Linked DNA regions of Homo sapiens: region 2 is linked to region 1. A link is a contact called in ENCODE Hi-C or POLR2A ChIA-PET data. All regions are on one chromosome and are shown on one strand. Each heading gives the region's core, a stretch centred on a gene start or an enhancer-like site at or near the end of the contact. The rest is flanking DNA. Distances are from core to core; before and after follow the strand shown.

What was found. Hi-C counts contacts between places; a loop is a spot of excess contacts on that map. ChIA-PET counts read pairs that join two places held with the same protein, here RNA polymerase II (POLR2A). Pooled maps may share reads with other maps.
Region 2: a pooled map shows a loop between it and region 1 (2.1-fold over the local background). The contact joins two enhancer-like sites. A Hi-C loop is called at or near these places in 2 of 50 pooled maps. POLR2A ChIA-PET finds 5 or more read pairs at or near these places in 3 of 52 experiments (PC-9, activated CD4-positive, alpha-beta T cell and naive thymus-derived CD4-positive, alpha-beta T cell).

The regions. Positions count from the first base shown.
Region 1 is chr1:31,662,622-31,667,280 of GRCh38, forward strand. It overlaps COL16A1 (collagen type XVI alpha 1 chain), which reads right to left. Exons shown (of 71, transcript NM_001856.4): 53 at 3,416-3,460; 54 at 3,261-3,314; 55 at 2,962-2,997; 56 at 2,551-2,613; 57 at 1-37. Among named protein-coding and RNA genes, the nearest start is that of PEF1, 20 kb to the left of the region's middle. RefSeq lists enhancers at 3,180-3,719, 3,720-4,258. Within about 2 kb of position 3,095, at least 8 of the 41 ENCODE cell types and tissues checked have a DNase peak (open chromatin) inside an H3K27ac peak, as active enhancers do.
Region 2 is chr1:31,825,268-31,829,933 of GRCh38, forward strand. No RefSeq gene overlaps it. Among named protein-coding and RNA genes, the nearest start is that of SPOCD1, 12 kb to the left of the region's middle. RefSeq lists enhancers at 1,937-2,036, 2,127-2,316. Within about 2 kb of position 2,229, at least 8 of the 41 ENCODE cell types and tissues checked have a DNase peak (open chromatin) inside an H3K27ac peak, as active enhancers do.

The sequences.
Region 1 (4,659 bases), core at 1,845-4,344:
CAGGCAGGCCTGATGGGCCTCGAATCCCTTCGCTGCCCTGGAAACCAGCGCCGCCCCCCCCCCCCGCCCCACAATAAAGTCAGCAGGGCTTTGCCCCACCCATGGAGACCAGGCCCTGGGTCAAGGGTCCTGGTGACTGCTGGAAACAGGACAGCTGGCTTCTGGGCCCAATCTGTCCCTGTCTAACTGCATATGTGCCACACGTCGCCTCCCCAGGAGGATCTGTCTTCATCTGCAAAGCATCCCCTTTCCTTGCTGCCCCATGAGGAAGGGACAGGGCATCTTCTCCAGTGCTGACCCAGGGGCTGGCATGGCAGGGGCTCAGTAGCATGTGCTGAACTGAAAGCACAGCTTCAATCCACTGTGAAAGCTGCCTGTTGTATTCTACTCCATCAGACCCCCTGCCTCCTCCCCACCTACCTCCCTACCTTTCCCCCCATCCCAGCAGACATGGGCCCGGGCTGCACAGAGGCCTCAACAGCGCACGCAGCACCATGTGGGCTCTGATTCCCCAAGATGAAAAAGTGGGTGCCCCTGTCCTCAAGGAGCTCACAGTCCAGTGAGGGTCATGGGCCCAACACAACCAGGGGCAATACAACAGTCTAAGTGTTCTGTGTGGAAAGGGGCTCAGGGAGCTCAGGAGCGGGGAGCAGTTCCCTCTGGCTGGGGATCAGGGAAAGTGTCACAGAAGTGTCACCAGATGCTAGACTCTGAGGATGTCTGGGATTGGGCAGGTGGAGGAGAAAAGTGCATGCCAGAGGGAACCTAAGAGAAGGATAAAGACTTGCAAGTGGGCACATGCCTGGCCTGGCCAGGGCATCTGGGGGAGCCTGTGGGATGGGCTGGCAGGCAGAAGAGGCTGGAAGAGTCACCATGATGAGTGGGGGCCCTGAACGCTGTGCTAAACTTTATCGAACAGTCAGTGGTTTTTAAGCTGTACTTCTCAGAGCACTGGGGCTTCTGGGGGAGCCTAGAAGCTGGGGGCATGAAGTGGGGACTGAAGAGAGGGACTCTAGGACCCCCACCGTTGTCTTAGCCAGGGAATCTCCGCTTGTATTTGTTTTATAGATTGAGGTTTTTACATTTGCTTTTATGTGATAAAAAGACTCTGGGACTACAAAATAAAGTCTGAAAACCCCTGCTACAGGCACTGGGGAGCCATTGAATGTTCAAAGCAGAAGAGTGATGAGAACTGATGCATGGATTGGAATGTTTACCAGAAAAGGCGGGGGGAGGCAAGCAGCATAGCGGGGAAGGTGGCTGCATTCTCCCAGTGTGGAGAGGGTGGCTGCCCTGGATCAGTGGCTGTAGGGTGGTCAAGGGAAGGAATCCCGCTAGAGAGACCCAGCAAAGGGGAAAATGAACTCGGGGGCTCTGTAATGCCACCAGCCACCAGGAGGGGTCAGCAGAGCCCCAACCAATGTTGGCCCCCACTGGCAGTTGGGATGAAGAACCACTGGCCAGAGGTTTGGGATTCTCTGCAATGACCAGCCTAAGGAGAGCAGGGGCTGCCACTCAGGTCCTGGGGAGGGGAAGGAAGGGGAAGGGGAAGGGGAAGGGGAAGGGGAAGGGGAAGGGGGCTAGCAACCACCACTGTCCCAAGCATGGCTGATCAGCATGGGCTCTGGGGAGGTAGTGAGGTGCCCGGGTCCTCCTGGAGCTGGGAAGGAAGTCTCAGCTCTGCTGCTAACACCACTGTGTGCCTCTGGGCTGCCCCAAGCCTTGTGGGTGTCAGTTTCCTCACCTGCACAGTGAGACGTTCATGCGTGTGCTCTCAGGGGAAAGAGGCTCTCCACAAGGCTCAGGGGAAAGAGGCTCCCACCTGTCCCTCTGAACCCAGGTCCCCCGACCCCAAGCTCAGAAGTCAATCTTCGGGCTTCTTACACCACCCACTCAGCACATCTAGGGAGCCCAGAGGTTGGGCCGAGACAGGGATGTCAGCCCCAAGCCAAGGCAGAGCCATGTCTCCAGCATTTATCAAGCCAAAGTCAAGAGCAGCCAGCATAGGAGCTCCGCCAACTGCTGCTCCCCCAACCCTTGTCACCAGGCAGGACACGGGCCACCCCTGCCCTCTCTGGGCCCTTGGGGACAACTGGAGCACGGCTACCCAGGAGGAGCCCATTCCCCTTCCACGTTGGTGTCCTCCTTCAGGACGTGCTTCCCCCTTCTCTCAGCTCCTCGCTCATCCTCCCGCCCAGGAGACGAAGGTGGCCTGGGCTGCCTATCACATTCTACTCCTCCATCAGACCCCCTGCCTCCTCCCCACCTACCTCCCTGCCTTTCCCCCCATCACAGCAGACAAGGGCCTGGGCTGCACAGAGGCCGCAGGCATCCTGGGCCAAGCAGACATCCCGAGGAGCCCACTGGTCCACTGCAAGCCCTGTCGGCCTCCAGTAGTCACTGGGCCCATCCTGGAGGCCTCTTTTCCCAGCCTCAGTGCAACTGGGTCAGTCTTGGAATTTCCTGAAAGCCTGATGCTAGGGGTGGGACAGGGGCATGGGAGCTGCATGGCTCAGATCTGTGACTTTGCCAACCCAGGGTCCTGCTCACCTTCTCTGCTTGAGGGCCAGGTGGGCCAGGTGATCCAACTTTGCCTGGGAATCCAGGGGGACCCTGTATCAACAAAGGGGCAGGCAGGAATGAAAGTGGGGCTGGAGGGGGAGCTCCCCTTCTTTATTCTTCCTGTGCATGATGCACTGTTGTTAATGCAATTCATTTTGACTTCCTAGAAGCACCACTTGGGAGCATTACGTCTGCCTGGCCTGCTGGGCTGGGGCCCACACAAGAGGCTGGGCTCTCCAGGTCCTGGTTCCTGGAATCAGGCCTGGCCACCCAGGCCGTTCTCCCCTGCCTCTCCCCTCTTCTCCCCAGGACCATCCTACCCCAGCCTGGCCTGGTCAGGCCTGCCCCTCCCGATGAGACCACATCAGACAGAGCTGGCTTTGTGTCTTCTTCACTCACCGGTGGGCCCGGAAAGCCTGGCTGGCCTTGAAATCCCTAGGGTGAGAAGCAAGGGGCAGTGTGCTGTGCCACCCCCTCTCTCCTGCCTGGCTGCCCAGGTGGAAAGAGTGACGGGGGGGGCACCCTCAAACCCATGGGCTTTGCCCTCCCCTCTGCCCACCATGGCTGGCAGGTGAGGCTCTGGGCATGAGGTAGGTCACAACCCAAGGACAGGTAGGGTGGGGAGACTAGAGCTGGTGATCACCAGGGACCCAGCTCCTTCCCTGCCTCCCTGCAGCCAGGTCCCAGTCGTCACTCACCTGGTCGCCCTTCTCACCGGAGTTACCTTGGGGTCCTCGCTCTCCTCTGGGACCCTGTCACCCACAGAGAACAATGCAGCCGAAACCTAATCTTCCTGCCCTCAGACCCCAGGACAAGACCAGGACCACATCTCCCCATGCCCTCCTTCACTCACCGCTGGGCCTGGGGGGCCTGGGAGGCCTTCAGATCCTGGGGGGCCCTAAGGATACAAAGGAACAGAATCAGTCACTCCTCCTGGGGAGGTGAAGGATGAGGTAGGGGGATGTGACAGGGGACTGCCCAGAACAGAGGTGGCATGTGCTGGGAGGCCCCTGGGCTGGCAGGCCCCCTCTGCCTGATCTGCTCAGGCTTCCCTGCTCTTGCCCGAGCTACTGAACCAGCCTCCTAACTCGTCCTGCCACCTCCTGGCTCACTGCAAGCCAGCCAGCAAATGGCTGCCCTCTTCTCCTCCAGCATAGCTCTGATTATGTCACTCTCTTGCTCAAACACCTTATGCGGCTCCCTCTGCCTCTGAGTGGGGCGCACACTTTCCACCAACGCTGGTCTTTGAGGCAGCCTGTGATCTGGCACCAGCCACCCCTTCCCACTTCTCCTCCCTCTCTCCTTCTCATCTTCCGCCTTGCTCAGTCAGACTGCTGTTCTCTGACACACTCTATACCCTCACACCCCCAGGCCTTTGCACCCTTAGCACAGCTTTCTCTTCTACCTAGAATGCCCCCTTCCCCCCTTCCTAGGTCCCCTGAACCCTTGCCAAATCATCTGATGGCTGGAAGCTGTTCCTGCAGTGCCCCACCCAGCCTCTCCCTCTGGAATTCCCCAGTACAGACAGCCACAGGGATCCCTCCCTCCTGCTAGTCAGCTCTCAGCTCATATGCCACCTGCTCAGAGAGGCCTTCCTGCCCCTCCGCTTCGATGGTGCCCAAACACCTCTCCAGCCCCTTCCCCTGTCCCATTTCCTCCATGAGTCCCAGTCCTCATCGTTCCTAGGCACTTGTTTATTCATCTGGCAGCTCCCTCCCCCACGGCAGGGCAAGAGGGCAACTGCGCTCTGTTCATGGAGACATCCTCAGAGGGGAGCCTGGCACCCCACAGGCCCCTGAGAAATATCTATTACTGAGTAAATGCCTGATGGAGTTTGCTGAATCCCACTGGGGCCTCACTGAAACTGGTGAATCTGTAAGGCTGCAGTCCCAGTTTGGCTGATCCTAGATCTGAGGTTTGTGAGGTTTGTCACCAGATAGATGTGTGTTCAAGCCCAGGTTCCACCACTACCTCACTCACTAGCTTCAGGAGCCTGGGTGAGTCTCAGCTTTGTCACTCTGGGGGCCCCAGTGTCCTCATCTGGTCACAGCCCAACTCCTGTGCTCAACGTGGGGCCTGGCAGGCCTTGGCTCTGGA
Region 2 (4,666 bases), core at 979-3,478, 160 kb after region 1:
GGAAGGAAATCCACCAGAATGTTGACAGTGGCTCTTTCTCAATTGCTTCTTTTCTCCTCTTGCATTTTCTTTTTTTTTTTTTCTTTTCTTTTCTTTTTTTTTTTTTTTGAGACGGAGTCTTGCTCTGTCGCCCAGGCTGGAGTGCAGTGGCGTGATCTCGGCTCACTGCAAGTCCCGCCTCCCGGGTTCACGCCATTCTCCTGCTTCAGCCTCCCAAGTATCTGGGACTACAGGCATCCGCCACCACGCCTGGCTAATTTTTTTGTATTTTTAGTAGAGACAGGGTTTCACCATGTTGGCCAGGATGGTCTCAATCTCCTGACCTCATGATCTGCCCACCTTGGCCTCCCAAAGTGCCGGGATTACAGGCGTGAGCCACCATACCCGGCCTCTTGTGTTTTTTCATTACTCTACAATAAATATATAGGACTTGAAATTTCTGTAACGTTTTCAAAAAATTGTATATAGTATCACCTCCATTATACAGATAACACATACAGACATTTATTCACAGGAACAATGTATAAAATATCCATTAAATGTTGATAGCTAGGGATTATCTCTGGATGGTAACTTTTATTTCTTCATTGTGATTTTATGTATTTTTCCGTTTTTAAATAATAATCTTATTTTACTTTTTTAAGAGACAGGGTCTTGCTCTGTCACTCAGACTGGAGTACAGTAGTGCAATCATAGCTCACTGCAGCCTCCAATTCCTGGGCTCAAGTGATCCTCCTATCTCAGCCTCCTGAATAGTTAAGACTACAGGCATGCCACTGCACCCAGCCCTGTTTATTATACTTTTTAATTGGACTTCAATTGCATAGAATGAGGTTTGTCATACTAATTGGGTATATAGTACACATTCTCATCATCGGTCCATAAAAGGCCTTCTTTGAATCATTTATGAATTTATCTATTAGGGTGCCTATTTTAATAATATAAAAATATCCATGGAACCACTGCCCAAGACGAAAACTAAAATACTGATAAGAACTTACACAGACTGATATGATTCTCCTCACTTTTATCTACCCACCGCAACCCCTAATATGAATCCTGTGTTGTGTTCTTTTGCTTTCTCTTTTATGTAGTTTTATCACACCCACATCTGTTTCCCCAAATTATATGTATTTTTTAATGTGATATGTTGGGATTTACTTTTTTTCCTTTTCTTTTTTTTTGAGACAGAGTCTCACTCTGTCGCCCAGGCTGGAGTGCAGAGGCGTGATCTCGGCTCACTGCAGCCTCTGCCTCCCAGGTTCAAGCGATTCTCCTGCCTCGGCCTCCTGAGTAGCTGGGATTATAGGCATGTGCCACCATACCAGGCTAATTTTTTTTTTTTTGTACTTTTAATAGAGACAGGGTTTCACCATGTTAGCCAGGCTGGTCTCCAACTCCTGACCTCAGGTGATCGGCCCGCCTTGGCCTCCCAAAGTACTGGGATTACAGGCATGAGCCACCACCCGGCCAGGATTTCCTTTTACCACTCAAAATTATATCGCTAAGTTTCATCTATATTGTTGCATTTGCCCAGCTCCTGTGTAATATTTCATTGTATGTTATTCCAAAATGTATGTGTCTCTTCTCCTCTCAGTGGTTCTCTGGATTATTTCCAGGTTTTGTGCTGACAGGAACATTCTAGCATGTGTTTCCTAGTGTATGTGGTAAGAGTTTCTCTTGTATATGAAGTAAGGAGGGAAATTGCTAGGTCATAGTTGTCTTAGTTTGGGTTTCCCTAGAGCAGAGCGTGAGACAGAGACTAAGCTGCTACCTGCGTCTGTTGTTGGTTGTTTATTTGTGGGGTAAGCCCAGGAAGCAGGAGTAAGGTGGCAGAGTGAGATGGGGAAGAGATCAAGGTCACTGCTGGAGAACTTGATTTTTGGAACTGTGGGCCCAGAGAATGGATGACAGGGACATTTTTATCTGCAAGCTCCTGAGCCCCATCTGTCAAGGGCTGCTCCTGGCATGTTATCTTCCCTGCACCTCTAGGCTGTGCTTGGGCTTGGGCTGAAAACAAAAAGACGTATAACTTGTGCTGAGGTGGGACTTGTTAGCGTGGGGTGAGTCATGAGGTCAAGGGAACTGCAGCCGGGGCGCAAATTAGAGGTGAGTGGAGGAGAGGCAATACTGGCACCAGAGGCAGCTGCCAGAGAGGATAAGTGAATGTCCCACTTTACAGACTCACGCCAAACTGTCTTCCTGAGTGCTTGTGCCAATTTACACTCCCATCTGCAGCCTTTGAGAAACCCAGTGAACCCACATCCTCTCTGACACCTGGTACTGTCAGGCTTCTTCTTCTTCTTCTTCTTTTTTTTTTTTTTTTTTTTGTAGATGTAGTCTTGCTCTGTCACCCAGGCTGGAGTGCAGTGGTGCGATCTCTGCTCACTGCAACCTCCGCCTTCTGGGTTCAAGCGATTCTCCTGCCTCAGCCTCCTGAGTAGCTGGGATTACAGGTGCCCACCACCACATGAGGGCTAATTTTTGTATTTTTAGTAGAGGCAGGGTTTCACCATGTTGGCCAGGCTGGTCTCAAACTCCTGACCTCAGGTGATCCACTAGCCTCAGCCTCCCAAAGTGCTGGGATTAGAGGTGTGAGCCACCATGCTGGCCTTTTTTTTTTTTTTTTTTTTTTTTTTGACATGGGGTCTTCTTGCTCTGTTGCCCAGGCTGGAGTGCAGTGGCACGATCACAGCTCACTGTAGCCTCGACCTTCTGGACTCAAGCAATTCTCCCACCTCAGCCTCCCAAGTATCTGGGACTACAGGTTTACTACTGGTGGCGTGCACCACCAGGCCTGGCTAATCTTTAAAAATTATTTGTAGAGATGAGGTCTCACCATGTTGCCTAGCCTGGTCCCGAACTTCTGGGCTCAAGTGATCCTCCTGCCTCAGCCTCCCAAAGTGCTGGGATTACAGGCATGAGCCACCATGCCCAGCCCATCAGGCTTCTTAATGACCAGTTTTCTGGCTCTTGGTGGTTTTCTCTCTCTTTCGTTCTCTATCTTTCATATATATGCATTTGTGTGTATGTGTGTGTTTCTTTTAAAGTCAGAAGTAGAAAGAAATCTTATTTTTTTCAAGAGCTAGTTTACCCGTTGAGAGTGTCAGTTGTTGTAGGGGGGCCTGGAAATATAAAGACTAAGAAAGGACCTAATCATGAGGCCCCGGGTTACTGGTGACTCTGGGGGAGTGGTTGGCAGGGGAGGGAGGTTGATGAAACCTCAGGGGGATAAGGGGCGGGACACCAGGGATGCAACAGAAGAGAGCCGGGTAAGAAGCCTGGTGGCCAAAGGAAGGAGAAGATTGCAAGGTCAGGTGGAGGGCATGTCTAGAAACGGAAGAACTGAGTTTATAGTGAAATAAGGAGGAGCCAGGGAGGAGAGGGTGATGGAGAGGCAGAAGCAAGGGGCAGACTCCGTGTTAAGAGCAATGGGGACCGGGCGAGGTGGCTCATGCCTGTAATCCCAGCACTTTGGGAGGTCGAGGTGGGTGGATCATGAGGTCAGGAGTTCGAGACCAGCCTGGCCAAAATGGTGAAACCCTGTCTCTACTAAAAATACAAAAATTAGCCGAGCATAGTGGCGCACACCTGTAATGCCAGCTACTCGGCAGGCTGAGGCAGGAGAATTGCTTGAACCCGGGAGGCAGAGGTTGCAGTGAGCTAAGATCGCACCATTGCACGCCAGCCTGGGTGACGTAGCAAAACCGTGTCCCCCCACTCCCCCAAAAAAGAGTAATGGGGGCATCACAGTCCTCTCGAGGAAAGAGCATTGACTTTGCAGCCAGACATATGCAGATTCAAATCCCAGGGCTGCCAGTTATGAGGTGTCAGAGAGGCTGAGGATGGAGGAGCACCTAGACCGGAAGGCACTTAACACTTGGTAGTTAGTTCTCTCTCCCTTCTTCCAAGAGTCTGTGGCTGAAGCGAGTCCAGATCTGGAAGCTGGGAGGTTCTGCAGGACTGGCCCTTGGCTGAGTGGGCTGCAGGCTTCGGAATCCCGTGAGTCTCAGGGAGGCCAGGTGAGAGCAGGTTTCTAGAGAGGGAGAACAAAGGGGATCCTATAAGTTGGGGAGAGATGAGGGTGATGACGGAGGAGGCCAAGGTGCTGCTGCCGAAGCAGGGAAATTGCCATTGATGAGGGTAGGGGCTGGGCCTCCCTGGCTGAGGTCCAGCAGGACAGAAGTGAAGTCAGGGCAGAAATGCGCCGGGTCCTGTCCTGCCCAAGAGGAGCCACCTCCACTTCCAGCCATGCCTGCTTATGTCGTGTGGCCAGTGCCCAGGTCCTACCCCAGCTGCTCCTCCTCCTTCGTCCCCATCTCAGGTCCTGGGATCCTTCCACTGTGTTCTCCCAGCCAGAAATCTGGGTGTCAGCCTTGCCTCCCCAACTCAGCAGCCATCTAGGGTATGGACTCAGCCTCACTCTGCTTTTCCCAGGAGGTTCCCAGGGTTAGGGCACCTTCCTGCAGCCCCAGGCAGCTGTCGTCTGGCAGGACTCCCTTCCGTCGTTACGCAGGAGGCTGGGGGCTTCACTGGCTCCCTCTGGCTCCCAGAAGGATCCATCATGGATTCAGCTGAGGGAGCTCTCAGTCTCGCCTTCCTGAGATGCACTGATTTTTGGGAACTGGCTTCTCAAGCTGCTGGGGAAGGGTGGGGAGGGCAAAAT